3 separate regions of the Homo sapiens genome follow, and all the other regions are linked to region 1. The links are chromatin loops, found by intact Hi-C in ENCODE. Cell type or tissue: CD4-positive, alpha-beta T cell. All regions are shown on one strand. Links, peaks and the distances in the headings refer to the core of each region. The heading gives the core; the rest is flanking DNA.

Evidence for each region. A loop is a pair of places that touch in the nucleus more often than their neighbours do. Peaks named below come from ENCODE experiments on the same cell type or tissue, not always from the same donor. Only the 100,000 strongest peaks of a DNase experiment are listed, where the experiment ranks them.
Region 2: it touches region 1 in a loop (4-fold over the local background); 6 of 110 quality-filtered maps call a loop at or near these places.
Region 3: it touches region 1 in a loop (7-fold over the local background); 12 of 110 quality-filtered maps call a loop at or near these places.

The regions. Positions count from the first base shown.
Region 1 is chr17:1,528,239-1,536,351 of GRCh38, forward strand. PITPNA (phosphatidylinositol transfer protein alpha) reads right to left here. Exons shown (of 12, transcript NM_006224.4): 8 at 7,203-7,280; 9 at 6,944-7,054; 10 at 5,861-5,983. Among named protein-coding and RNA genes, the nearest start is that of PITPNA-AS1, 15 kb to the left of the region's middle. RefSeq lists an enhancer at 6,420-6,920. In CD4-positive, alpha-beta T cell, for the core only: a CTCF peak has its summit at 5,160; a DNase peak (open chromatin) is centred at 5,163; H3K27ac peaks cover 354 bases.
Region 2 is chr17:1,253,888-1,264,303 of GRCh38, forward strand. No RefSeq gene overlaps it. Among named protein-coding and RNA genes, the nearest start is that of BHLHA9, 11 kb to the right of the region's middle. RefSeq lists a silencer at 9,928-10,103. In CD4-positive, alpha-beta T cell, for the core only: CTCF peaks have their summits at 5,399 (motif pointing right) and 5,599; DNase peaks (open chromatin) are centred at 4,824, 5,404 and 6,074; H3K4me3 peaks cover 916 bases; H3K27me3 peaks cover 1,647 bases.
Region 3 is chr17:1,269,341-1,279,756 of GRCh38, forward strand. It overlaps BHLHA9 (basic helix-loop-helix family member a9), which reads left to right and starts at 1,104. Exons shown (of 1, transcript NM_001164405.2): 1 at 1,104-2,475. The coding sequence starts at 1,224. The coding sequence ends at 1,931. TRARG1 (trafficking regulator of GLUT4 (SLC2A4) 1 (gene/pseudogene)) reads left to right here and starts at 10,322. Exons shown (of 3, transcript NM_172367.3): 1 at 10,322-10,416. RefSeq lists an enhancer at 1,506-2,256. In CD4-positive, alpha-beta T cell, for the core only: CTCF peaks have their summits at 7,016 (motif pointing right) and 7,224; a DNase peak (open chromatin) is centred at 7,011; H3K27me3 peaks cover 314 bases.

The DNA of each region.
Region 1 (8,113 bases), core at 2,828-7,827:
CAAGCGATTCTCCTGTCTCAGCCTCCCAAGTAGCTGGGATTACAGGCACACACCACCACACCTGGCTGATTTTTGTATTTTTAGTAGAGACGGGGTTTCTCCATGTTGGCCAGGCTGGTCTGGAACTTCTGACCTCAGGTGATCAGCCCAACTTTAGCCTCCCAAAGTGCTAGGATTACAGGCTTTTGAGCCACCGTGCCTTAAACTGTATTTAAAAAGAAAACAGGGCCAGGTATAGTGGCTCATGATGGTAATCCCAGCACTTTGGGAAACCAAGGTGGGAGGATCACTTGAGACCAGTAATTCAAGACCAGCCTGAGCAACATATTGAGATCTTGTCTCTAAAAAAATTAGTCAGGTGTAGTGGTGGGACCTGAAGTCCTAGCTACTTAGGAGCTTAACGTGGGAGGATCACTTGAGCCCAGAAGTTGAAGGCTGCAGTGAGCTATGATCACAGCACTGCACTCTAGCCTAGGCCACAGAGCGAGACTGTCTCTCTTAAAAAAAAAAAAAAGAAAAGAAAACAAAGCTACTTCCATAATTGGGGATGTTGGCTGATGTTCCAGATGGTCTGCAATCACTGCCAGCAGGTTGGAGGGAATTAAGACTCCCTGAGTGGCTGGGCATGGTGGCTCACACCTGTAATCCCAACACTTTGGGAGGCCGAGGCAGGCGGATCACCTGAGGTCAGGAGTTCAAGACCATCCTGGCCAACATGGTGAAACCCCATCTCTACTAAAAATACAAAAATTAGCTGGGCGTGGTGGCGCACACCTGTAATCCCAGCTACTTGGGAGGCTGAGGCAGGAGAATGGTGTGAACCCGGGAGGCAGAGGTTGCAGTGAGCCGAGATTGCGCCACTGCAGTCCAGCCTGGGCGACAGAGCAAGACTCCATCTCAAAAAAAAAAAAAAAAAAAGAGAGAGAGAGACTCCATGAGGGCAGTGTCATCCTTCACATATAGGGATCCTGCAGCCTCTGCAGCTCCTATGAAAGTTTTAGAGGCTGGGCATGGTGGCTCATGCCTGTAATCCCAGCACTTTGGGAGGCCGAGGCAGGTGCATTGCCTGAGCTCAGGAGTTCGAGACTAGTCTGGCCAACATGGTGAAACCCCCTCTCTATTAAAAATAGAAAATTAGTGGCGTGTAGTGGCGGGCGCCTCTAGTCCCAGCTACTTGGGAGGCTGAGGCAGGAGAATTGCTAGAACCTGGGAGGTGGAGGTTGCTGTGAGCTGACATTGTGCCAGTGCACTCCAGCCTGGCGCCACTCCACTCCAGCCTGGGTGACACAGCAAGGTTCTGTCTCAAAAAAAATAAAATAAAATTTTAGATTCTTGGCTGGGCACAGTGGCTCACAACTGTAATCCTAGCACCTTGGGAGGCTGAGGCGGGTGGGTCACCTGAGCTCAGGAGTTCCAGACCAGCCCGGGCAACATGGGGAAACCCTGTCTCTACTAAAAATACAAAAATTAGCCAGGCGTGGTGGCGGGCACCTGTAGTCCCAGCTACTCAGGAGGCTGTGACATGAGAATTGCTTGAATTGGGGAGTTGGAGGTTGCAATGAGCCAAGATTGCACCACTGTACTCCAGCCTGGGTGACAGAGCGAGACTCTGTTTCAAAAGAAAAAAAAAAAAAGAAAACAAGTTTTCTTAACATTTTTTAAGTGAATTCTCTTTTCTGAATCTCATTATCTAAAGAGTTAATGGCCAAAGGCCAAGAGGTACTTGTTCAGTGAATTATAAAACGTCCTCAACTTCTGTGAGCCACAGTTTATCTATAAAATGAAACTAATACCTGTGTTACAGGTTGCCATGAAAACTGGGTGATGTAATACATGTGAAACTCTTAGCATACGTGATAGGCACACAGGAAGTCCTCAATAAATGTTAGCTTCTATTAATAATACAAATATTTTTATTACTACCATATTTGGGAGACAGTGAGTTCCCCATTACAGGCAGTAATCAAGCAAAGGCTGGTAGGGAAGCTTCAGAGAGTACTCAAGCACTGAACATATAATTGGACCAAATGACCTTTAAGATACCTCCTTCCATTTTTCAGATTATGGGCCTCTTAAGAGAGTAAGAGCTTGGGAAAGGGAGAAAAAAGGCAAGTTGGGGAGAAAGAGAGAGACAGAAACTGCTTTCCTACAGGCACATAGTTCCAGAAATTTTTTCTTTTTAGGGCGAAGAACTAATCTCTCGATGCCTTGCTTCCCAAATCTTCAAGCCTCATTCAAGAATGGTGGGTCCGCCCGGACAGGGACTAGAGTTACAGCAGTGATGACTGTGGCCTTGCAGTGACCCTTCATCACTCACAAACAAAATCTGCCTGCACTAGACGACTATGTACTGGCTTAGAGACTAACAGTCATAATTCCTATTCCAAGTGTGCAGTTCATCACGGTGCATGGAAGACAGGCATCTATCTCTATTCCTCCCCCAAACCCTATGACATGACAGTAAAGGAATTTAAAAAGATAAAAACTATGAAGACAACAGGAACAGAGGACACCACAGCAGGTAAGAGCCAGTTAACAACCTTTTGGGAGATGGAAAAAGGACAGAAGAGTCAGTAGCTAATTTGCAGAGCAGCAAAAGCTGAACCTAAGTGCCTGGAGGATGGAGAGCGGAGAAGGAGCTGCAGGTTCTGCAAAGGCTCAGGAACTGGAAGCACCAGGTCCCGCTGCAGATGGGAGTACCAGGTGTGGCTCAAAACTGGTGACTTTTTGAAAGTCCAAATGGAGAACGGTTAGGAACTGGTGTTCCCTTCTCCTGCTCTGGAAGTCAAGCAACCACCCTCCTTTCCTTCACAGCAAAAGCCAGGAGGTTCACTCTCTGAAGCGCTGAGGGAACCCTGACCTCAGGACCCCAGGTGCTGCTAGGGGGAAGGTGGGCAAGAGGCAGAATACGACGGAATTAAAGTTAAAGCGAATCAATGGCACAATGAGCCCACTGGGACCCTTCCTCAGTGTGGCCTCCAGAATGCTGGCTGCCTGCCTGTCTCCCACAGCAAGAGACAGGGGAGTCCTCTATAGGGAAAGTGACAAGCCTCCGTGAAAAAAAGACTCGAAGTCCTGAGGTAGAGGTTCCCGCCCCCGAATGTAACTACCGAGTACCCTGAGGTAGAGGTTCCCCCCACTGTAACTACCGAGTACAAGCGGGCGCCTGTAGTCCCAGCTACTGGGGAGGCTGAGGCAGGAGAATGGCGTGAACCAGGGAGGTGGAGCTTGCAGTGAGCCGAGATCGTGCCACTGCACTCCAGCTTGGGCAACAGAGTGAGAGCCTGTCTCAGAAAAAAAATAAATAAATAAGAAAAATTAAAAGGATTTTGAGCCTGGGAGTTTGAGGCTGCAGTGAGCTATGATCATGCCACTGCACGACGCCAAGCACTCCAGCTTGGGTGACAGAACACAACCTCACCTCTTAAAAAAAAAAAAGAACTACTAAGAGCATCAGCATAGATTATTTGAAAGTATGGAAGTAATTAACAAAAGCAACAACCATCGGAATTACAAGGGGCTGCTTCTGAGGGGTGGGACTCATAATCCTGGGATGCTGAGTTTTAAAACTACAAAATATAACTTTGATGAAACATATATTTTTAGATAGACAAAAAAATAAAAAGGCAAGCCACATCAAGCGTAGTCAGCACACAAAGGTCCTGCACAGTTGCTGAAGAGACCACAACATGTACCACAATGAGGTGGACTTGCTTTCTCTCCCACTGCAGATGAGTTTTAAAATTCTAATTCCAAAGAGAGTTTCTTCTATTTGCAGTTATCCTGGAGGACAGTGATCACCTAAGCTTTTGGCATGATTCTCCATGGAATGGAGAAAGATTTTCTTTTCTTTTTCTTTTTTTCCTTGAGACGGAGTCTTGCTCTGTCGCCCAGGCTGGAGTGCAATGGCATGATCTCTGCTCACTGCAACCTCTGCCTCCTGGGTTCAAGCGATTCTCCTGCCTCAGCCTCCTGAGCAGCTGGGATTACAGGTGTCCGCCACCACGCCTGGCTAATTTTTTTTATTTTTAGTAGAGACAGGGTTTCACCATGTTGGCCAAGTTGGTCTCAGACTCCTGACCTCGTGATCTGCCCACCTTAGCCTCCCAAAGTGCTGGGATTACAGGTGTGAGCCACCGTGCCTGGCCGAGAAAGATTTTCAAAAGGGTCTGAGAGATTAAAAAATAACTCTCTAACACTGAGGGCTCTCAAAGTTTGGATCTGAACAAAGCAGATCCAGTAGATCCTCTGGAGAGTTCTTCTAGCTCCAAGAATTTGAGTTCTACCCGAAGGAATGAAAGGTGGACAGCAAATACTTCCACGAACCCCAACATACGTCATGCTGGCCTTTGTCAGGCAGTGGATGGCTGAAGCTCCAGGCTAAAACTCCAATGAAAGTCTCCATGTTTCCTCATTTGTTAACATTTTCCCTTTCTTTTTGTCAGGACTAGGGTGACCAAAAGCCTCAGGCTTCTCTTACACAGTCACAATCACCAGACCCCTGGACACTGAGGTCTACCCCTTCCTAAAGATCCTTAGCGAAAGAATCAGGGACTGTGCCCCAATGAAATCCTGCCACTTCCCTGCTAAATGTAGCTAAATGAATAACCAAAACATCTGTCTTCAAGAGGAACCAACTCAGTGCACCACTTACCAGTGAGTCAGCCCAGGAAAAGTGTCATTCTGGATGGTAAAAACAGTTCCCTGCGGGGTTCCAGAGGAAGAACTTCTGGACCCAATTTTCGCCCTAGACCAGCATGGTGAAGCAGACACCGTCCGTGCAGCATGGGCAGCATGGGCGCCCAAGCCTGGCTCTCACCTGAGGCCCTGCAGGAGAGCTGAGTGGGCTGTTGCAAAGCAATGCCTCTACTGGATACCCAAACTCCATGCCAACCCCACCTGGGGCAAGGAGGGAGAAGTGATGGCAGTTCTTATGAAACAGAGCTTCCTGCCTTATCATATTTTTAGCTCCAAGATGGCAGGAGGGCCCAAAATTGCATTTAGAGGGAGGAGTACAGGGGAGTGATTAAGAGCTGTGGTTCCAGGGCCAGAGAGTCCTGGGCTCTTACTCTGACCATATCACCTGCAAGACGGTGTGACCCAGAGCACCGCAGCATTGAGCTCTCAGAGCCTCCACTTCCTCATCTGAGGGTAGGGAGAGCAGCAGCGCCTCCTCATGGGGTATCGTGAAGACTGCAGTAGGTAAAGGCCCTCAGAATGGTAGACGGCACACAGTGAGTGCTTGAATGTTACTAACTGACAATCTCCTCTGAGTGGGCCTCTCAAGGAAGCATCAGCATCTCCAAATGAGGCATGAGAAGTGCTGGGTCTTTAGGCTCCTAAGGAACAGGGAACCCTCCTTCTGCGATCCACGCCAAGACCAAAAAAAGAAAAGCAAAAGCTCTCAACTCTGATAGCTCAAAATGACCGTAGACAGCCGCCAGCTGTCAGCTCCTGCGTGCGCTGTGGCTGTCCTCTGTGGGTAATGTGCATGGTATTCACAGGTCAGCCCAGCCTGCCTCCTCCCAGGGTCACCTCCAGCTCTGCAGCCCCGCACGCTCTTTCCCACCAGGCTCTGAAGCATCGCTGTAGCAGCTGTATTACCCACTTGGCATTCGGCACATACTGCCATTTTTGTCTCTGTGGGTATGCCAAGACTTCAACTCAACTGTCAATTCAAGAGCACAGGCTGTTTTCTTCCGTATAGTGCCCACGTACTGCCCAGGATACCGTCCCTGTAGCAGACACTGACGTGTTCCCAGAACTACAGGATGGTGCTCTCGGTGAAGCGCCCCAGCAAAACAGTCTCCTTAATCTTCGTTTGTTTATCTAATTGAGAGCCCCCAGAGCCCCCACTTACTTCATCCAGCTGTCTCTTCGTCTCTTCTTCCATCCTTCGAATGTCGTCCATGGTCAGGTCAACCCACTTATCGAGCCAACAGAACAGCTGCCTGTGGAAGTTTGTAAACAGACGCCTCTCTTGCTATAGAAAGGAGGGAACCACGTTAGAACGCAGAAGGCAAAGGCTGCTGCCACAGCCCTTCTCTCCATGCACTCCACACGAATACCCACACTAGACTGGGGACGGGCGGACAGGAGGAGGAGTAATGCCCGGCTGGTTATCTGGACCAGCCATGGGTCAATGACCTTTGCCTTCACGTGTCTAACAGGTATGGCTTCACATAGGAGGGAGCCCCCAAGAAAGAAGGATGCCTACCTCACACTAGGCCCTCTGCCCAAAGCACCAGCAAGACAGCAGCCCATGAACTCCTAGGCAAGCCAAGGGCCCCAAACCACTGCCACATTTCTTCCTGTCTCTGGTGTCTAATGCCAGATTAAAACTGGCCAGCAGCTATGAAATATGGCCCAAGTGAGGCTCAAACATGTCGGAGGATTAAAAGGCTCTAAAACTCCTTAGACCTGCCCAGCAGAGTAATTCAGGGCACCGGCCAACCTGGCTCCCAGCACCTCTTGCCTTTCAGCTGCAAGAAAAGAAAGACTGAGTTTTATCTGTAGGTCAGTCATAGCAAGTCCCTTCCTGTGGCCTTCTTTTGCCTCAGTTTCCTTCCCTGTCACATGTGGTGTCCCTGGAAGGACAGCATTAAACCGTAAGACATTTCAGTGCAAGGGAAGGTGGGCAGCTGGGAAGCCGCCAAACTGTGAGGTATGCTCATGTTGGCAACCCTGTCATGCAGGCCACATGGGCTGGGCCATCTTCTTCACTGGGCCAAACACCCCCCACCGCACACACACGCAGTCACTGGGAAGGCCTCAGCCGAGCTACTTACCTTATGGATGAAGTTCTCCACCACCCCCCACCGCACACACACGCAGTCACTGGGAAGGCCTCAGCCGAGCTACTCACCTTATGGATGAAGTTCTCCACCACCCCCCCACAACACACACACGCAGTCACTGGGAAGGCCTCAGCCGAGCTACTTACCTTATGGATGAAGTTCTCCACTTTGTTCTGCAGGCCCCACCACTTGAACTTGACGGTCACCAGTTTGTATGCACACATATATGGGCAGTCCTTCTGGTTTACAAGCTCTTGCTGCATTAGAAACATACCCATGGGTACGCAAGTAACAACGGGCAGACCTCAGGCCGTCCCCAGCTCACCCCAGCCATGCCCCTCCTCCACAGGGAGCGGCCCACCCACATGCTGCCCAGCCCCCTGGCAGTGAAGGTGTGAATGGTACCTTCCAATTGGGGCCCAAGGGTCCTCGGCCTGTTTTGATAGATTTAAATTTTGCTGGGTCTTCCTCTGCCTTGTAATCCTGAGAGAAATTGTGGAATTGGGGTTGGAGGGGAGTGGGAGAGGGAGTGAGAGATGGGGAGAACAGATCTTTCATTAGCATTCACTCCATACCAGATCTTGATGCTGATGGCACAAAGCAAATATGGGAAAATGTTATAAACAAGATGTAGAACTGTTTACATTAGCCTCAGAGGAGAGTTCTATGTGATTTTCTCCGATAGGGTTTGTTTTCCATTTTGCCAGTGTGAAAGTATCACCAGACTGTCTGAGCAGGCACATATTTACCGTGTTGAAGACAGAGACTTTCAACCTGGGGTGAGCATCCAGATCACCAGGGAAGACCTTTTTAAAACACAGATTTTTGAGTCACTCCAACTAAAACCCAGTGACTGAGAATATCTGCAGGTGACGGCAGCACAGATTTGTTTTTTGTTTTTTTAAATCTCTGCAAGTGACTCTAAAATACAGCCAGCGCTCAGAATACCCGGCTGTCATTCCTTAAATCTTCCAGTGCAATCTCCCTCTGGCTTGTTTTAACAAAATCATTACTGGAAATGTTCAGTGTATGGAACCTATCCACTACTGGTGAGTCTCACTTCACAGATTTATAATGCAGTCAATTTCCTGTGTTAATTAACCACAACAAAAGTTTAATTTTCAGCTGTCCCTCTACATTGACTAATGTGGGCTCAGGAGATACAAACTTATAGCATCTACTTAACAAAAATAACAAAGATAATAAATTTCTCTCTCTCATAAAGTATTTCCCAAAGCTGAGAAGTTTTTTTTTTTTTTCTTTTTTTTTTGAGAGGGAGTCTCGCTCTGTTGGCCAGGCTGGAGTGCAGTAGCGCG
Region 2 (10,416 bases), core at 3,322-8,321, 270 kb before region 1:
CGTGGGAGGAGCCTTCAAACACTCACCCCTTCCTGGAGTCCCGGCGGGACGGGAGAACTGGGGACTCTGCGAAAGCGCTGCGGAGCGTCCAAGAGCTCCCCGTGGAGCTGAGGCAGGAAGACCGCGCACTGGCTGAGACCCCAGGAGCCCAAAGCTGGACCTGGCGCAGGCGCAGGGAGGAAGGCGCTTCTGGGTGTGCAGAGGTCACACGGCCACCCGAGGACCTCAGCCTAATCCTGCCTTGAAATCTTAAATCCCAATGTCCGCCAGGCGCGGTGGCTCACGCCTGTAATCCCAGCACTTTGGGAGGCCGAGACGGGCGGATCACAAGGTCAGGAGTTCGAGACCAGCCTGGCCAACGTGGCAAAACCCCGTCTCTACTAAAAATACAAAAAAAAAAAAAAATAGCCAGGCGTGGTGGCAGGTGCCTGTAATCCCAGCTACTCGGGAGGCTGAGGCAGGAGAATGACGTGAACCCGGGAGGCGGAGCTTGCAGTGAGCCCAGATCGCGGCACTGCACTCCAGCCTGGGCGACAGAGCGGGAGTCCGTCTCAAAATAATAATAATACAAAAAAATTAGCCAGGCGTGTTGGCGGTCGCCTGTAATCCCAGCTACTTGGGAGTCTGAGGCAAGAGAATTGCTTGAGCCCAAGAGGCAGAGGTTGCAGTGAGCCGAGATTGCACCATTGCACTCCAGCCTGGGCAAGAAGAGCGAAACTCCATCTCAAAAATAAAATTAAATACGTAAATAATAAAGCTTTGCTAATCCCATTTAATGATGGTTTTCTTTTTTTTTTTTTTTTTTTTTTTTTTTGAGACGAGTCTTGCTCTGTCGCCCAGGCCAGAGTGCAGTGGCACGATCTCGGCTCACTGCAATCTCCGCCTCCTGAGTCATGCCATTCTCCTGCCTCAGCCTCCCGAGTAGCTGGGACTAAAGGCGCCCGCCACCACGCCCAGCTAATTTTTTGTATTTTTAGTAGAGACGGGATTTCACCATGTTAGCCAGGACGGTCTCGATCTCCTGACCTCGTGATCTGCCCACTTTGGCCTCCCAAAGTGCTGGGATTACAGGCGTGAGCCACCGCACCCAGCCACGACGGTGCGTTTTTCAAAGGCTGCTATTTCATTGATGAACGCATTGACTTACTCAATCCCAAATCTTTAGAGCAAAAGTATCAAATGTCAATTTTTTGTATCAGCAGCCTCTCCAGCAGTGACCTGAGACAGGCTTTCACAGCTGGGCTGCCAAGGATATGTCTATTAATTGATTTTGTAGAATCTGTGTCATCACTAATTGGGGATATTTGCATTTCAAAAGAGGCAGAGTTCAAGTTCAAGCCATTCTTCCTCTCCTTCTTTTGACTAAGAAGGGGCTCTTTAACGACAGAATTCCACCTTGTTTATCTCTGCATCTTCCAAGCACCTCATGGTCCTTATAAAGATTAAGGCGGGGTGGGGGGACGCGTGGTGCGTCACGCCTGTAATCCCAGCACTTTGGGAGGCCAAAGTGAGGGGATTGCTTGAGCCCAGGAGTTCAAGACCAGCCTGGGCAACATGGTGAGCTCTGTCTTTACAAAACACACAAAAATTAGCCAGGCGTGGTGGCAGGCGTCTGCAGTCCCAACTACTCATGAGGCTGAGGCGGGAGGGCTGCTTTGAGCCAGGAGGCAGAGGTGACAGCCGTGATCACACCATTGCACTCTAGCCTGGGCAGCAGAGTCAGATCCTGTCTCAAAAAGAAAGAAAAAGCGCTAACACGGTGAAATCCCATCTCTACTAAAAACACAAAAATTAGCTGGGTATGGTGGCGGGTACCTGTAATCCCAGCTACTCAGGGGGCTGAGGCGGGAGAATCGCTTGAACCTGGGAGGCAGAGGTTGCATTGAGCCAAGATGGCTCCACTGCACTCCAGCCTGGGTTTGGGCGACAGAGCAAGACTCCACCTCCAAAAAAAAAGAAACAAAGAAAGAAAAAAAAAGATCAAGCCTTACAATCAAGATATACACATTAAATGGACTCTGACCATCCGTATTCCTTCAGACTCCTCACATTGCAAACAACGGCTTAAGTAACAGGTCAATACACTGCTTCAATAATAAAGAGGGTATTTTGGCCCATGTAACTGAAGAGTTTTGGGATAGATCTTTAGGCGTGGTGAGATCTAGCGTTCAAACAATGTAACCAAGAGCCTGGTTTTTCTCTTAACACATTTCCCGGCTCTCTTTTCTTGTTGCAAATAGCTCCATTCTCCAACCTGCTCCCGTCTTCACGGTTGCTCGATGGACAGTCATTTCCCAGAGCTAGAGCCATGCTCATGTATGTCCAGCAGGTGTGAGTCTATTCAGTCAATTTCCACACAAGCAGGAGGTATTTCATTCCTGGCAGCTCCAGCAAAATTCTCTGGGTATCTTACTGGCTCTGACTGGCAACTGCCTGTCCCTGAACCATGTGCTGTGGCCAAGAGGGGAGTCTCCGACAGGCATAAGCCAATCCCATTCGAAGTGCTGAGGACAAAGGAATGGAGATGCTCCAACAGAAAAGGGAGTTGTTTTTTTTTTTTTTTTTTTTTTTTTTGGACAGGGTCTCACTCTGTCGCCCAGGCTGGAGTGCAATGGCACGATCTCAGCTCACTGCAAGCTCCGCCTCCCGGGTTCAAGCGATTCTCCTGCCTCAGCCTCCTGAGTAGCTGGGGCTACAGGTGCCCACCACCATGCCCGGCTACTTTTTGTATTTTTAGTAGATATGGGGTTTCACCATGTTGGTCAGGCTGGTCTTGAACTCCTGACCTCAGGTGATCCACCCGCCTCAGCCTCCCAAAATTGCTGGGATTACAGGCGTGAGCCACCGCACCCGGCCAAGAGAGATCACTTTAGTGAGAGAACGGAGGGTGGACGCCAGGAAAACAAGCAGAAATGGAAACCACACCGGCCAGCTCCTGGCGGGTGGAGGTGCTGGGTGGGAGCAGTTTCCTTCCTGGCTTCTTTCTCCGGCGCTCACTGCAGCAGCTTCAAGGGTGAGAGTTGGAGGCCACAGAGCCGGGGCCCATCCGGCTGTATGTGTGCGGGTGGGGGTCGGGGGACAAAGGCTGACGCCCCATGCTCACCAGTCCACCCCTCGCCAAGCTTCCCCGGCTGCCCAGCACTTCCTTCTTCCTTTCCCTCACCTGCCAGACTCCTATCTCTGAGGCAGTTCTGATCTCTTTGATCATGTTCACCTGCCTCAATTTCATGCACATGAGGGAAATTTTTCTGACTCCTTGTAGGCCTGAAACCCCTTTTTTAATTCTACTTTTTTTTTTTTTTTTTTTGATGGAGTCTTGCTCTGTCATCCAGGCTGGAGTGCAGTGGCACGATCTTGGCTCACTGCAACCTCCACCTCCCAGGTTCAAGCAATTCTCCTGCCTCAGCCTCCCAAGTAGCTGGGATTACAGGAATGCACCACCGAACCCGGCGAATTTTGTATTTTTAGCAGAGACGGGTTTTTGCCATGTTGGTCAGGCTGGTCTTGAACTCCTGACCTCAGGTGATCCACCCGCCTCGGCCTCCCAAAGTGCTGGGATTACAGGCATGAGCCACCGCGTGCGGCCTATTTCTACTTTTTAGAGACTGGGTCTCGCTTTGTCGCCCAGGCTAGAGTGCAGTGACGTGATCTTTGCTTACTGCAGCCTCAAACTCCTGGGCTCAAGGGATCCTCCCACCTCAACCTCCTGAGTAGCTGGGACTACAGATGCATACCACCACCCCCAGCTAATTTTTTAATTTTTCGTAGAGACAGGGTTTCTTAATAATAATGATATGACAATATTGATTCGTTAATTGTAATAAATGTACTACAGTAATGTGATATGTTAATAACAAGGAAATGGGTTCAGGATACATGGGGGACTCTTGGTATTCGCTTCTCAGTTTTTCTGTACATCTTTTTTTTTTCTTTCTTTCTCTTTTGAGGCAAAGTTTCACTCTTGTCCCCCAGGCTGGATTGCAATGACACAGTCTCCACTGACTGCAACCTCCACCTCCTGGATTTATGCGATTCTCCTGCCTCAGCCTCCCAAGTAGCTGGGATTACAGGTGTGTGCCACCACATCTGGCTACTTTTTGTATTTTTAGTAAAGACGGGGTTTCACCATGTTCGCCAGGCTGGTTTCAAACTCCTGACCTCCAGTGATCCACCCACCTCAGGCTCCCAAAGTGCTGAGATTACAGGCAGGAGCCACTCGCTCGGCCTAGTTTTTCTGTACATCTAAAATCATTCTAAAAAATAACGTTCATTAAAGCACAAAAAATGGGTGGCCGGTCGCGGCGACTCACGTCTGTAATCCCAGCACTTTGGGAGGCGGAGGTGGGTGGATCACGAGGTCAGAAGTTCGAGACCAACTTGGCCAACATGGTGAAATCCCATCTCTACTGAAAATACAAAAAATTAGCCGGGCTTGGTGGCGCATGCCTGCAATCCCAGCTGCTCGGGAGGCTGAGGTGGAAGGATTGCTTGAGCCCAGGAGGTCGAGGCTGCAGTGAGCTGTGATTATGCTACTGCCTCCCAGCCTCAGTGACAGAATAAGACCCTGTCTCAAAAAGCAAAAACAAAAAACAAAAAAACACCCCCCAAAAACCCATGAAAGATCAAAAAGCAACTGGAGAGAGGGAATAATAGCTAGCGGCTCAAAGTGTACCTTCTGTGAGGGTGGGAGTGGAGATGCTTCCCCCACCGCCCCAGCAGCAGGGTTATCTTCAGACAGCAGGACGTGCAAATGGGTGCAGACAGATCTCTTTGTGGGCCCAGGCAGGAAGCTGAGGGTTCGCATCTGATGGTATCAATTTTTCCTCTGAGACAGGAGAGGTGGGCTACGTGCAATGAAACTGCGGGTTGTACATGATGAAGACCTGAAGGTCCTCCAAGAGAAGTGCAGGAAGAACCTGACCAGCGCAAAAGAGCAGCTTCCTCTCCCAGCACAGATGACAAGACATAAAACTTCAGCTTTTGCAGGGGCAGCCCCAGGTGGACAGCACCAAGCAGCAGGGCCTTAGCCCAACAAGAGGCCTGAACTGAGCGCTTCATGGGGTTCAACTTTTTTCTTTTTTTTTTGAGACGATGGAGTCTTGCTCTGTCGCCCAGGCTGGAGTGCAGTGACGTGATCTGGGCTCACTGCAACCTCCACCTCCCAGGTTCAAGCGATTCTCCTGGCTCAGCCTCCCAAGTGGCTGGGATTACAGGCGCCCGCCACCACGCCCGGCTAATTTTTGTATTTTGGTAGCGACGGGATTTCGCCATGTTGGCCAGGCTGGTCTCGAACTCCTGACCTCAAGAGATCCGCCCGCCCAGGCCTCCCAAAGTGCTGGGATTACAGGTGTGAGCCACCGCGCCCGGCCTGGAGTTCCACTTTCTGACCAGAAGAGGGCGCCGGGGTTCCACTTTTGTTCTTCACGCCCCACGTTTCTCTTTCCAAAGTTGCTAAGGTTTGGAGTCTAGGAATAAAAAGTTCCCTTCTGAGTCCGCCACAATGATGGCGGGAGGCGGTGGGAGGGTGGGCGATGGTTTTGTTCCTTTGCTCGTTCACCCCGGTGGGGAGCCGGGGAGCCAGGGAGCAGAGTGTGGGAACTGGGTGGAGATGTCTGCGGAACGGTCACCCGGACACGGGAACACGGCTCTGAACGTCGGGAGAGAAGCTGCAGCTGAAAGGAGACATTTGACCTTTAAGGGATTGTCGGAAGAAGAGGAGCCGATCAAAAGGGACAGAAAAGGAGTGAGTGGGGAGAGATGCCAAAGAGAGGAGCCCAGTTCCCGCCGGGCACGCGGTTCAGCCTGTAGTCCCGGCGCTTTGCCAAGCGAGGCGGGCGGAGTTCGAGACCTGCCTGGCCCACAAAATGAGACCCACCCCACCCCCATCTCTACAAAAATAAAATACAAAAATAAATTAGCCCGGCGTGGTGACGGGCGCCTGCAGTCCCAGCTGCTCGGGGGAGGCTGAGGCAGGAGAACGGCGTGAACCCGGGAGGCGGCGCTTGCAGTGAGCCGAGATCGCGCCGCTGCACTCCAGCCTGGAGACCGAGCGAGACTCCGCCTCAAAAAAAAAAAATTAAATAAATAAAGTAATTGAGAACGGAAGCTTTGCAGTCAGGGGAAACTTACTGAGACTCAGTTTTCTCATCTGAAAACGGGGCGACGGATAACAAGGACCGTGAAGAATCCCCCAACGCGGGCGCCCCAGCTCAGAGCCCGACCCTGGGAGGCTGGAGCCGAGGGAAGCGCCAGGAGCGGGGTCCGCAGCCTCGGCCCCTCCCGCGACCCCCACTTGCGGCGGGATTCAGGCGGCGGCGACCCCCGAGTCCCTCCCCTGGGGCGCCTCCCGACGCGTCCCGGCCCCGGTCTTAGCTCATAAATCTCCTTCACACAGAGGCCCATAAATCAGGGGCGGTGGAGGGACCCCCCAGCTCCCCGCCCCCGCCCCACTCCTGGAGAGGCGGGGGGGGGGCGCAGGAAGCCCCTGGGATGGGGACCGCGGCTTGTTAATTACAGGTCGCGGGGCCTGATTTATGGGGGGGGCGGGCCGCATGCTGCGCGGGGGCTGGGCATGTCTGGGGGAGCCCGGACGGGTTCCAGGAGGCCTGAGGGGCTCCCAAGTTCTCAGGGCCTTGTTGAAATGACAGTCTGGAGCGTGATCAACCGTAACATGTTCCTATGTAAATAAAATATAAACGTAATAATACGCATGGCTAAGGCAATGGAGAGACTGTGTGCCCAGCTGTGCTAAACGCTGTATCAACTCTCCAAATAGTTACTGAATGCCTATTGGGTGCCAGGAATCTTGTGTGTATATATATTCTCTCCCGAACCTCCCCAGGCAGCTCTGAAAGTTAGTCCTTACGGTTCCCATTTTGCAGATGGAGAAATGAAAAGAGAAGTGATCGACTTGCCCAAGTTCCCTTGATTAATAAGTAGTGGGTTCAGGAATCATACACCTCGTCTCTGTCCTCCAAGCTTAACCTGCTTGGACTAGGTTATCCTACCACCTGCTTCGCTGTCTTCCTGCTCCACCCATGAGCTGTGTGACGTTGAGCAAGCGTCTTAGCCTCTCTGAGCCTCAGTTCTCCTCACTGATAAAAGAGCATTCTGCCCTATCTACCTCACAAGGAGTTAGGAGGATCCAATTTAAAGGGAGTTTATGAAAGTGCTTTAAAAATTCTCTCTAAAGTTCTATATGAGGCTGGGTGAGGTGGCTCACGCCTGTAGTCCCAGCACTTTGGGAGGCTGAGGCAGGCAGATCACTTGAGGTCAGGAGTTTGAGACCAGCCTGGGCAACATGGTGAAAACCCATCTCTACCAAAAATACAAAAATTAGCTGGGCATGGTGGCATACGCCTGTAGTCCCAGCTACTTGGGAGGCTGAGGCAGGAGAATCGCTTGAACCGGGGAGGTGGAGGTTGCAGTGACCGAGATCACGCCATTACAATCCAGCCTGGGGGAAAAAAAATTCTGTATGAAAGAGTATTAGGCCGGGCGCAGTGGCTCATGCCTATAATCCCAGCACTTTGGGAGGCCGAGGTGGGAGGATCACGAGGTCAGGAGTTCGAGACCAGCTTGACCAACATGGTGAAACCCTGTCCCTCCTAAAAATACAAAAATGAGCCAGGTGTGGTAGCGTATGACTGTAATCCCAGTTACTCAGGAAGCTGAGGCAGGAGAATCACTTGAACCCGGGAGGCGGAGGTTGCAGTGAACCGGGATCTCGACACTGCACTCCAGCCTGGGCCACAGAGCAAGACGCCGACTCAAAAAAAAAAAAAAAAAAAAAAGAAAGAGTATTAGTTTAAGGTGACTTTAGGTACTGTAATGGATAAATCCCCAAATCTCAGTGGCTTAAACATGAAGATTTATTTCCTGCTCATGGAATCATTCATGTGGTGTCTCTGGTCAGGTGGTATTCCTGGGCAGCAATCCCCCAGCCATGATTGAGGGCCCCAGACTTCTTCCTCTTGTACCTCTGCCGTCTTCAGCTTGTGGCCCCCATGGCTGGCCTAGGGGACCTGAGGCCAAGAGGACCGGGCATGGAGGCTGCAGAGGTTCGGGTGGGAAGTTCGTATGGGTGGGCCTGCAGGTGGCACGCATCAGTCCTGCTCACAGTTACCAGAGAACTCAGTCGACTGCAGGAAAGCCTGAACTGCTGCATTCATTACGTCTTGTGAAGAACAGGTGACCTCAAAACCGACTGCTTTAAGACAACCATAAACATGTGTTAGTTCAGTGTCTGTGAGTCAGGGTTTTAGGAGCGACCTTCCTGGGTGGTTCCCTTCTCCTCTTGTTCATGATGGAGGATGCACGTGAGTCCCAGAGCTCCTGCAGCCCTTTTGCCACTATGAGGGAAGCCACCTTGAGAAAGAAAATATGGGTCAGGCACGGTGGCTCACGCCTGTAATCCCAGCACTTTGGGAGGCCGAGGTGGGTGGATCACAAGGTCGGGAGTTCGAGACCAGCCTGGCCAACGTGGTAAAACCCCGTGTCTACTAAAAATACAAAAATTAGCCGGGTGTGGTGGCACATGCCTGTAATCCCAGCTACTTGGGAGGCTGAGGCAGGATAATTGCTTGAACCTGGGAGGCAGAAATTGCAGTGAGCTGAGATCTTGCCACCGCACTCCAGCCTGGGCGACAGCGAGACTCCGTCTCAGGGGGAAAAAAAAAAAGCAAGCAAGAAAATACGGAAAAAGGCCGGGTGCAGTGGCTCAAGCCTGTAATCCCAGCACTTTGGGAGGCCGAGGCGGGCAGATCACAAGGTCTGGAGATTGAGACCATCATGGCTAACATGGTGAAACCCCGTCTCTACTAAAAATATTTTTAAAAATTAGGCGGGGGTGGTGGCGGGCACCTGTAGTCCCAGCTACTCGGGAGGCTGAGGCAGGAGAATGTCGTGAACCCGGAAGGCGGAGCTTGCAGTGAGCTGAGATCGCGCCACTGCACTCCAGCCTGGGGGACAGAGCGAGACTCCGTCTCATAAAAAAAAAAAAAAAGAAAAGAAAATACGGAGAAGAGGTATGAAAGAATCACAGAAGAAGAGTTATAGACCAGGCGAAAGGATAATCAAATTCCTGTGGAAGTGTAAAGGGCCAAGAACACCCAACAGAATTCTGAAAATGAAAAACGAGACTGCAAGATTGCCCAGGCAGACAGGCATTACCCAGAAATGGTTGGAGGTGGCTTGGTAGATATGTGGCATTACACATCACTGGAGGCAGGGTGAACAGGTCACCAAAGGGAGCCGGAAAGATTGGTAACTGGGTTCCAAGGATGACAATAATAATTAAAGCAATAATAATAGCAGCAATAGGAATGTAGTAATGGATGCCATTTATTGACACCTACACAGTGTTAGAAATATACTTTTTTTTTTTTTTTTGAGGCAGGGTCTCGCTGTGACCCAGGCTGGAATGCAGTGGCTCAATCATGGCTCACTGAAGCCTCGACTTCTCGGGCTCTAGCTGGGATCACAGGCACGCACCACCATGCCCAGCTAATTTTTTTTTTTTTTTAGAGACGGGGTCTTGCTATGTTGCCCAGGCTGGTCTGAAACTCCTGGCCTGAAGCAATCCTCCTGCCTTGGCCTCCCAAAGTGCTGGGATGACAGGCAGGAGCCACCGCACCCAACCAGAAGTCTACTGTTGGTTTCTCTCGCTGTTTCCTCACACCAAATCCACAAGGGAAGTATTATCTTTTTTCGTTTTTGGTGTTTTTTTTTGAGATGGAGTCTCTGTCACTCAGGCTGGAGTGCAGTGGTGAGATTTCGGCTCACTGCAACCTCTGCCTCCCAGGTTCAAGCAGGTAATGCCTGTCTGCCTCAGTCTCCCAAGTTGCTGGGATTACAGGTGCACGCCACCAGGCCCGGCTAATTTTTGTATTTTTAGTAGAGACGAGGTTTCACCTTGTTGGCCAGCCTGGTCTTGAACTCCTGACTTCAGGTGATCTGCCCTCCTCAGCCTCCCAAAGTGCTGGGATTACAGGCGTGAGCCACCGCGCCCGGCTAATTTTTGTATTTTTAGTAGAGACGGGGTTTCACCATGTTGGCCTGACTGGTCTTGAACTCCTGACTTCAGGTGATCTGCCCTCCTCGGCCTCCCGAAGTGCTGGGATTACAGGCGTGAGCCACCGTGCCCGGCCTATAATTCTTCTCAAACAGATGAGAAAGCCCAACCTCAGGAGGGTAGCAAAGATCTCTTGAGCCCACACATGGCTCTCAGCCTCCTGGGCAGCAGGTAGGAACCCTGTTTTTCCTCCCAATAACAGAGCTCTTTCCTGAGAGTTCCTGGCCTTCAGCAGCCCTGGGCCCGGGAGGCAGAGCTCGCTGTCCACACCAAGCCAGCACCCACCTACCCACCACCACCCGCCCTCCCCACACCGCCCTGGACCTGGAATTCCTACTCCACAC
Region 3 (10,416 bases), core at 4,609-9,608, 260 kb before region 1:
GGGGGTCTTTCTTTGGGAATAAACATCATCTTTTTTCTGAGACCCTCTTTCAAATGCAAATCCCTGGGGGAAGAGGACAGAGGCTGCTCATTGAGTTCATAACCTGGCAGGGCTGTGTCACAAGATGGGGCTGCCCGAGGGCTCTGGACCCCAAAGATGCCCCTGATGTGGACCCAGGGCTGCAAAGGGATCTTCCCCGTCACCCTCTGCTGCTGACTCATCCCAGCTCTGCCTGCAGAAGGGGAGTCAAAGGGCAGTGGAGGGAGAGTCAGGCCCAACCAAAACCCGAACCCCAATTGCAGCCAGCCGCCCTCCATAGCTGAAAAAGCCGGAAGCTCTGGGTCAGCTTTACCTGCAGGGCCCTGCGCCTCCCATATGAGTCCTGCCGGGACACTCATGCTTTTCCTCAGTGACATCTCTGTGGTTGCCCACGGGACTTGACAAGAACTTTCAAGGTTTTGTTGTTGTTTTTGTTGTTGTTTTTCTGAGACGGAGTCTCGTTCTGTCTCCCAGGCTAGAGTGCAGTGGTGCGATCTCGGCTCACTGCAACCTCCAGCTCCTGGGCTCAAGCCATTCTCCTGCCTCAGCCTCCCGAGTAACTGGGATTACAGGCGCCTGCCACCACGCCCGGCTAATTTTTGTGTTTTTAGTAGACGGGGTTTTATATACTCTGTTGGCCAGGCTGGTCTCGAACTCCTGAACTCAAGTGATCCGCCCGCCTCGGCCTCCCAAACTGCTGGGATGACAGGCGTGAGCCCCAGTGCCCGGCCCTCTGCCTCTTTTTATTCCTATCAGCTCTCCTGCTAGAAGCCAAACTTAGCACCTTATCTGGGAATGGGGAGGAAGAATGTGGAACCCAGACACCCCACAGCGGCCCCAGAGCTAGGCAGGGCAAGGTCCCCGGGGCAGCGTGGCCGGGCTGCCCGTCTGGTCCCCGCTTACAAGAACCTGCAAGCTTCCCTCCTTGCTTTCCTTCTTCCCCTCGGTTCCTCCCCCGCCGACCTACCTGGAGGCCGATAATAAAGCAGGAGGAGGGAGATGGATGGACGGGAGGGCGGGGCGCCGCGTGGTGCCATAAAGCCCAGCTGGAAGGGGCCTGTCTCGGGAGTGTCCAGCCCCAGGAGCCGGGGACCGTCCGCGTCGCGAGCCGGGCCAAGGCAGTGGGCAGAGGGCAGAGGGCAGAGGGCCGGGGCTGGGGCAGAGGGCGAGTGCCCGGGAAGGCCATGCTGCGGGGCGCGCCAGGACTAGGCCTCACGGCGCGGAAGGGGGCCGAGGACTCTGCGGAGGACTTGGGGGGCCCCTGCCCCGAGCCCGGGGGCGATTCGGGGGTGCTGGGGGCGAACGGCGCTTCCTGCAGCCGGGGCGAGGCGGAGGAGCCGGCGGGCAGGAGGCGCGCGCGGCCGGTGCGGTCCAAGGCGCGGCGCATGGCCGCCAACGTGCGGGAGCGCAAGCGCATCCTAGACTACAACGAGGCCTTCAACGCGCTGCGCCGGGCGCTGCGGCACGACCTGGGCGGCAAGAGGCTCTCCAAGATCGCCACGCTGCGCAGGGCCATCCACCGCATCGCCGCGCTCTCCCTGGTCCTGCGCGCCAGCCCCGCGCCCCGCGGGCCCTGCGGACACCTGGAGTGCCACGGCCCGGCCGCGCGCGGGGACACCGGGGACACAGGCGCCAGCCCCCCGCCGCCTGCAGGGCCCAGCCTCGCGCGCCCAGACGCCGCCCGCCCCTCGGTGCCGTCCGCGCCCCGCTGCGCCTCGTGCCCCCCGCACGCGCCCCTGGCACGGCCCAGTGCGGTGGCCGAGGGGCCGGGCCTAGCACAGGCCTCCGGGGGAAGCTGGCGCCGCTGTCCGGGGGCTTCCTCTGCCGGGCCGCCTCCCTGGCCGCGGGGCTACCTGCGATCCGCCCCCGGGATGGGCCATCCGCGCTCCTGACCGGCCTCGAGGCACCGGCTGGGCTGCAGGGAGGCCGGGCTGGCAGCTGGACTATAAAACCCGGGACTGCAAAGGCGTCTTGGACAGAGCAGAACTGGACCGGCTGAGACCTGGCGTGGAAGAGAAGGAGCTCGCCAGAGAGAAGGAGCTCCGGGACCCGGGGTTGCGCCCCCACATCCCAGCCTGGGGCAGAGAGAAGGAGCTCCGGGGCCTGGGGCTGCGCCCCCACATCCCAGCCTAGGGAGGCAGTTGCCAGAAAGGCTCAGGATCCTGAACTCATCTTGGACTCGAACTCGTCTTGGAATGCCGCCTTCGCACTCCTGCGCCTCCGAGCCCTGTGTGTTCTCGATGCTTTTAGGAGAGTGAGGGCTTTGAGGCAGGAGGTGTGGGAGCGTGGGAATGCGGGTGGGGCCTGCTGTGGTCTCGTGGGCACATGAGTGCGGAGTCCCCTTCCCTGCCTGCGCTGCTGCCCAAGCCTGATCCGGGAGAGGCAGGATCCGGGAGAGGCAGGCAGGGGCAGCAGCCAAATAAAAGGAAAAACTCATTTCTCTCCGATACCACGACTCCAGTGGGCCCCGTGGCCCAGGGTGGCAGGAACGCCTGAGGGCTGGGGGCTCTCCTTGGAATGCTGGGCGGGGCCTAAGGCCCACAGGTAGGCGCCTGGGGGAACTCATTCATGGCAAGACCCCAGGTGTGGCTGAGCACTGTGGGAGCCCAAGGGGAGGAAAGAGACATCCAGAGACCCCTCCTCCCTGAGTCCCCTGGGGTGGAAGAGGATATCAGGAGAGGGGTCACGGGGCCTGGGAGTCTAAGGATGGGGTCAGCCCCGTCTCTGGACCTCCCTGCAGAGCTGCCTGGAAGCAGCCACAGTGAAGGGGGACTCTGGCCAGGTCTCAGGGAAGGAGGCCAAGGGCAGGGCTAGGATTGGGGGCCGGTAAGTCCTGCGTGCATGTACCCCGAGCGACAGGCAGGAAGAGCTCCCAGGGAACCGTGGGCCAGGGCCCCCATAATGAGGGGCCGACTTGGAACCCAGGAAGGATTCTGGGGAGGGGGTTGAGTGAGGGCAGAGGGGCCTCAGGCCAAGCCTGCTGAGCTAGTGAGAGACACAGCCAGCTGCCCCGAGAGTTTTGTCCAGAGAGCTGCCCTGCATCTGAGATGAGCTGGTGTCTGGCCCGGCTCAGGGTAAGGGTCTAATATTGCAAGGGCTGCCTGCTGGGCCAGAGCCCAGAGGTGCTGGGGGAGCGCTGGGCTCTTGCCAACAGGAGAGGGAAGGGTTCCCCACAGCTAGCTCAGAGTGCGGATCCCACAGAAGCTAGAGAAACGCCATTAGGCGTAAACCCAGGGAGAGTTTCCCAGAGCACGTGGGGTGAGGCTCACCTCTACAGTTAAAAGTGCCTCTGCTGTCTGCAAACCCCAGCCCTGGCTGGCACGCTGAGCATCCTGTCCCCAGCCACAGCCCTTAGGGTTCCCAATTGCGCAGGGAGGCTGTGACACAGACCACGGGAAGGCTTTGACTCTATTGAGAGCGGACGTGGGTCTAGCCAGGAGCAGCAACGCAGGAGATGCTGGCCCCAGCCCTGCCCGCCGAGCCCCACAGTGCCACGGGCTGCCAGTGAGAAGGAAAGAGCCAGGCCTGCCCTGGTCCAGCCCCTGCTCAGCCGCCTCTCTCAGCCTCTAGTTCCTCCCCTCTGACATGAATGATTCCAGGATGGCTGTGAGGATTGTAAGTGGTTCGTAATGGACCGTTTCTGGCAAACAGAAGGTGTTCACAAGCTGTCATGTTTGTGTACTATAAGGATCCTGTGAGAAACCAGCTTGGACAAGGCTGTAGCCATGTTTCAGCCTCAGGTATTTATCCTCTGGAAACACAATATAAGGACCAGCAAGTCCTACTTTGCTAAATTCCAGAACTGAAAGAAGTAAGGGGGCCGGGTGTGGTGGCTCGCGCCTGTCATCTCAGCACTGTGGGAGGCCCAGAGGCAGGTGGATCACCTGAGGTCAGGAGTTCAAGACCAGCCTGGCTAACATGGTGAAACCCCATCTCTACTAAAAATACAAAAATTAGCTGGGTGTGGTAGCGCATGCACCTGTAATCCCAGCTACTCGGGAGGATGAGGCATAAGAATTGCTTGATCCCGGGAGGCAGAGGTTGCAGTGAGCCGAGATCGCGCGCCACTGCACTCCAGCCTGGCCAAAAGAGCGAGATTCTCTCAAAAAAAAAAAAAAAGAAAAGAAAAAGAAAGAAAGGTTCTTCTCCCCCATCCTATCACACTCTCAGCCTGGAAATAGCAAGGACACCCCTGCAGGCAGAATCCTGATGCGGCAGCCCCATGAGTTCAGTGGCAGGGATGTCACAGTTCTGGACTTCCAGCTCCTCACTGACCAGCTGAGTGATCTTGGGCCAATCACCTGGCGGCTTTGAGCCTCGGTGTTCCCGTCTGTATAATGGGCTAGAATAAGTACTTACTTCATAGGCTGTTTTGGAGAGTAAATGGGAGGATGCATTTAAAGCACTAGCACAGTGCTTGGCCCACGTAAACGCTGACTGAGTGGAGGCTGTTCAGACATATTCAGTTCACAAGGTTGTTACAAGGAGAGAATGCATGGGAAGCTGTTTTATCAACTGTAAAGTCTGGGACACATTGGCTGCTAGCATGGTTTTTCCGGGGCTGTGTGTTTGGGTGCTGTATGTTTGCCTAGGATTCTGAGTTTGTGATATGTACATATTTTGTGTGTGCTCACATAGATGTGTGGCTGCGTGGATATTTGTGTGGGTATCTATATACGTATCAACCTAACAGGTGCTTCCTCATCTCTCTGATGCCGCAGGGGATCCTGGGCCTGTGTAGCCTCCGTTACGTGCTGTTGAGGTTTTCTGGAACCCTTGCTTGATTTTTCTGTCTGCTTCCCAAGATCGTGTCCATTCTCCAAGATGACTTATATGTGGTGAAGAAAAGATTTTATGATTATTAAAAAATGGTGGTTTCCACTGAGATCACATGGGTTTGCCCAAATATTGTTTAAAAGGCACAATGATAGGCATGAAATGCATAGAGAAAGGAAAATGCCAGGAAGGAAAGACGCACGTGTAAGACAGAGCCGCCAAGCCATGGCTCACTGTAGCCTTGACCTCCTGGGCTCACGTGATCCTCCCACCTCAGCCTTCCTAGTAGCTGAGAATACAGGCGTGTGCCACCATGCCGGCTAATTTTTGTATTTTTTGTAAAGATGGGGTTTTGCCATGTTGCCCAGGCTGGTCTCAAATACCTGGGGCTCAAGTGATCCTCCTGCCTTAGCCTCCCAAAGTGCTGGCATTACAGGTATGAGGGGCCTGGCCTTAATTTTCTTTCTTTTTTTCTTTCTTTTTTTTTTTTTTTTTTTTTTTTTTGAGATGGAGTCTCGCTCTGTCGCCCAGGCTGGAGTGCAGTGGCGTGATCTTGGCTCACTGCAAGCTCTGCCTCCCGGGTTCACGCCATTCTCCTGCCTCAGCCTCCCGAGTAGCTGGGACTACAGGCGCCCGCCACCACGCCCGGATCATTTTTTTTCATATTTTTAGTAGAGACGGGGTTTCACTGTGTTAGCCAGGATGGTCTCCCGACCTCGTGATCCGCCCGCCTCAGCCTCCCAAAGTGCTGGGATTACAGAAATGAGCCACCGCGCCCGGCCTAATTTTCATTAGAGTCTTCATCATTGTTATTTTAAAAGGTGAAAAATTAGGCCCAGCCAACATGGCGAAACCCCGTCTCCACTAAACAAACAAAAATTAGCCAGGCATGGTGGCAGGAGCCTGTAATCCCAGCTACTTGGGAGGAGGCTGAGGCAGGAGAATCACTTGAAACCCAGAAGGCGGAGGTTGCAGTGAGCCGAGATAGCACCACTGCACTCCAGCCTGGGCAACAGAGTGAGATTTGGTGTCAAAAAAAAAAAAGTGCAAGATCAGTCTCCTTAGGAAAACTCCCAAGAGGAGTAGGGATGTGTTTTGAGCAAGGACAGAAAGGAGACGCATCCCCAGTGGGTTCCTTCAGGTGGACCCGCCTCCCTGGATGTGAAATTCTGGGGTGCTTGCTGATGGGCGCACGATTACGTCAATGTTTATCACACTTTACAAAAGGACGTGCGTGTGTGTGTGTGAATGAGTGTGCGAGTGTGTGTGAGTGAATGTGTGTGGGGGTGACTGTGTGTGTGTGAGTGAGGGTGTGTGAATGTGTGTGGGGGTGAGTGTGTGAGTGTGTGTGTGAGGGTGTGTGAATGTGTGTGGGGGTGAGTGTGTGGGGGTGATTGTGAGGGTGTGTGAATGTGTGTGGGGTGAGTGTGTGAGTGTGTGAGTGTGTGGGGGGTGAGTGTATGAGTGTGTGTGAGTGTGTGGGGTGACTGAGTGTGAGGGTGTGTGAATGTGTGTGGGGCGAGTGTGTGAGTGTGTGAGTGTGTGTGAATGTGTGTGTGGGGGGGGTGTGTGGGTGAGTGTGTGAGTGTGTGTGAGTGTGTGGGGGTGACTGAGGGTGTGTGAATGTGTGTGGGGGTGAGTGTGTGAGTGTGTGAGTGTGTGAGAGTGTGTGGGGTGAGTGTATGAGAGTGTGAGAGTGTGTGTGTGAGAGAGAGTGTGTGAGAGTGTGTGTGTGTGTGTGTGTGTACACAGATGTCAGGAGGCTACTCTCTCACTCCTGGAGCAGAACTCCTGAACGGGGCCCAGGAAGGCTTCAGTGAGAAGAGGAATTGGCTCAATTGCACCTTCCCTGTCAGCCCCGTAGGGTTTCCTGACACCCAGTGAGACGCCAAGGATGAAAGGGCTGTGGGGCAGAGATATGAGGAGGATGTTTCTCCTTCCCCTGGGCTTCGGCTTGAACTTGCTTATGCTTCTGAGGTTTCTTCCCCGCCCCACCTCACCCCCCAAAGGACCCCTCATGGGCAGGTCCACTCCCCCGCACTGTTCACATCCCTGTCCTCTCTCAGCATCCCTCGCATGTAGGGTGCTCAAAGGTTGGGGTCACCGCCGGGAGCCCAAATCCGCTGCTGCCTCCCTCGGGCTCCCTCCACTCTGGTCATTCCCCTCATCACTACCTGCCACGAGGTGGCGCTGAGACTCCAGCATCCCACACGGGCGGAGCAAACGTGGGTCCCTAATTACCCCCGACCCCAGCCCGCCCAGGCAACCTCGTGCCAGGGACTACTCTGGGGACTTCTTAGTTTTTTCTTTCCTCCTTTTATTCCATCAAGAATTTAACATATAGCCGGGTGCGGTGGCTCACGCCTGTTATCCCTGCACTTTGGGAGGCCGAGGTGGGCAGATCACCTGAGGTCAGGAGTTCAAGACTAGCCTGGCCAACATGGCGAAACCCTGTCTCTACTAAAAATACAAAAATTAGCCGGACGTGGTGGTGGATGCCTGTAATCCCAGCTACTCGGGAGGCTGAGGTAGGAGAATCGCTTGAACCCGGGAGGCAGAGGTTGCAGCAAGCCTAGAGCCAAGATCACAACACTGCACTCCAGCCTGGGCAACAGAGCAAGACTCTATCTCGTGAGCCACCGTGCCCAGCCTGAAACCCCAATTTTTATATGAAATGAATTTTTAAAATCATGTGTTGAGGCCGGGCGCGGTGGCTCATGCCTGTAATCCCAGAACTTTGGGAGGCAGAGGCGGGTGAATCACCTGAGTTCAGGAGTTTGGGACCAGCCTGGCCAACATGGTAAAACCCCATCTCTACTAAAAATACAAAAATTAGCCAGGCGTGGTGGTGCATGCCTGTAATCCCAGATACTCAGGAGGCTGAGGCCGGAGAATCGCTTGAACCTGGGAGGCGGAGGTTGCAGTGAGCCGAGATCGCGCCACTGCACTCCAGCTTGGTGACAGAGCGAGATTCTGTCTCAAAAAAAAATTTTTTTAATTTTCTACTAGGCACATTTTTAGAACGTAAAAATAAGCAGATGAAATCAATAATGTTGATTTTAATAACGTTTTATTTATCCCAATATATCCAAAATATTATCCTTTCAATATACAATCAATAAAAAGTATTAATGAGATATTTTCCATTCTTTTTGTGTTTGGACCCAGTTTTCGATGTCTTGTGTGTATTTTACATCTCAACTTGGATGAGTCACATTTCAAGGGCTCGGAAGCCACATGTGGCTAGGGGCTACCGAATTGGGCTGGGTAGCTGTCGTCCCTCCACCCAGGGGTCAGCTCCAAGGCTGTACCATGGCATTCTGCCCAACTGGATACCGGCTTGGAGCCTAAGGGGTCTCAGGGACCCACCTAGCCACCCTGTGAAGGAGCTTTCCTGTTATACAGGATTATCGTATTTCTGGACGCTCATAAGCAGGGGAGCCCAGCTCGCTCCCAGGCCCCACACCTGGCCTCCCTGAGGACTGAGAGGAGGACGAGGCGGCTCCCCAAGGTCTTCATTTTGCAAATAACAATGGGTTTCCTTTATTGAGCACAATTCTCTCTCTCTCTCTCTTTTATTTTTTTGAGAGGAGTCTCACTCTGTCACCCAGGCTGGAGTGTAGTGGCATGATCTCCACTCACTGCAACCTCTGCCTCCCGGGTTCAAGCAATTCTCCTGCCTCAGCCTCCTGAGTAGCTGGGATTACAGGCATGTGCCACCACACCCAGCTAATTTTTGTATTTCTAGTAGAGACGGGGTTTCACCACATTGGTCAGGATGGTCTCAATCTCCTGACCTCGTGATCTGCCCACCTTGGCCTCCCAAAGTGCTGGGATTACAGGCGTGAGCCACCATGCCCAGCCTGAGCAAAATTCTTAATTTAATATAGTCAAATTTATGAAACCTGCAAAGTTCTCCCAAAGCCACAAACATTGTTTTTTATTTGTTTGTTTGTTTGTTTGTTTTTAGTTGGAGTCTCATTCTGTCACCCAGGCTGGAGTGCAGTGGTGCAACCTTGGCTCACTGCAACGTTCGCTTCTTCCCAGGTTCAAGTGATTCTCCTGCCTCAGTCTCCAAAGTAGCTGTGGTTACAGGCACCCACCACCACGCTAATTTTTGTATTTTTAGTAGAGACAGGGTTTTGCCATGATGGCCAGGCTGGTCTCGAACTGCTGACCTCAAGTGATCCACCTGCCTCAGCCTCCCAAAGTGCTGGGATTACAGGCATGAGTCACCGTGCCCGGCTGAGTTTTCAAATCTTATTCATTTCCAGGTGTCCTTTCAGCCCCATATCTCCCACTGAGCTGTGCGGCAGGATCTCGGCTCACTGCAGCCTGGACCTCCCAGGCTCAAGCGATTCTCCTCCCTCAGCCTCCCAAGTAGCTGGGATTACAGGCATGTACCACCACGCCCATATATTTTTTGTATTTTTTGTAGAGATGGGATTTTGCCATGTTGCCCAGGCTGGTGTCAAACTCCTGGGCTAAAGCAGTCCTTCTGCCTCGGCCTCCCGAAGTGCTGGGTTTATGGGCATGAGCCATGGCATCCCGCCTGATCGTAGGATTTTAAACTATTTCATACAACCACTTTCAAACCACACACACACATCCGTGGCGGCTCCAGATCACACTTGTAAAACAATGTAAGGAGGGGCGTCAGGAATATAGAAAGAGATGCCGAGGATAGAGAAGAAGGCAGAGACAGAGGGAGAAAACCTAAGAGAGAACAAAGGAGGAGAATCCGATAGGACAAACAGCCTGAGGCCCTTCCGAGCTGGCATCTGCCCGGAGCAGCTGACCTAGGGGCTCTCTGCCACCGGCTCTTTAGCACCCCAGAATCGTTCTGATGGGCATGAGGTGGACCCAACACTCCCCCTTATCCTCTTCCCCACCTGGTGGTGAGCTACGTAGAAACCTACTCATGGGGCCCTGCTGGTCCATGCAGGGTCCAGGCAGGATCCAGGGGCTACCCTGGTGCTCACATCTCCCCTTCCCTTCTGGAGTCGGGAGCCAGGCTTTGGCCTGGATGCTCCCAGCGGTTGGGGGTCAGGGTCTGGGTGGGATGTAATAGGGGGCCCTAAGGTCCAGCATTTCCCAACAGAAAGAAAGAAGTACACGCTTGCTTTGGAAGAAGCAGCGGAGGGCTCAGTTCCCAGGACAGCTGAAGACACATCCCTGTGGGGCCCAAAGTGTCTTTCTCCCCATCCAGAGACCCTGCCCAGAGGAGCAGGCCCTGGAGCTGCAACAGAAACCGGAGGCTGGCCCAAGTCCCTCTGGGCTGGGCTGGGCTGGGCTGGGCAGAGCTGGGCTGGGCTGGGCTGGGCTGGGGCAGAGGCAAAATCCTGCCAGGGTGGTTCTCTGGGGAGAGGGGAATTGAAAAGGAAAAGCATCACCAAGGAGGGGGAGAGGGAGGGAGGCCGTGTGCGCACACGCACACACACACACACACACACACACACACACACACAGCCTCCCTGACTGAGCCTGAGCCTCCCTGGGAAGAGGCGCATTCTTCTCTCTGCTCTCTGAGCTTTCCGTTGCTTCCCTGCCCATCTGTGCTCTCAGCAGCACCAGCAAAGTTGGCCTCAAACTTGAACAAAG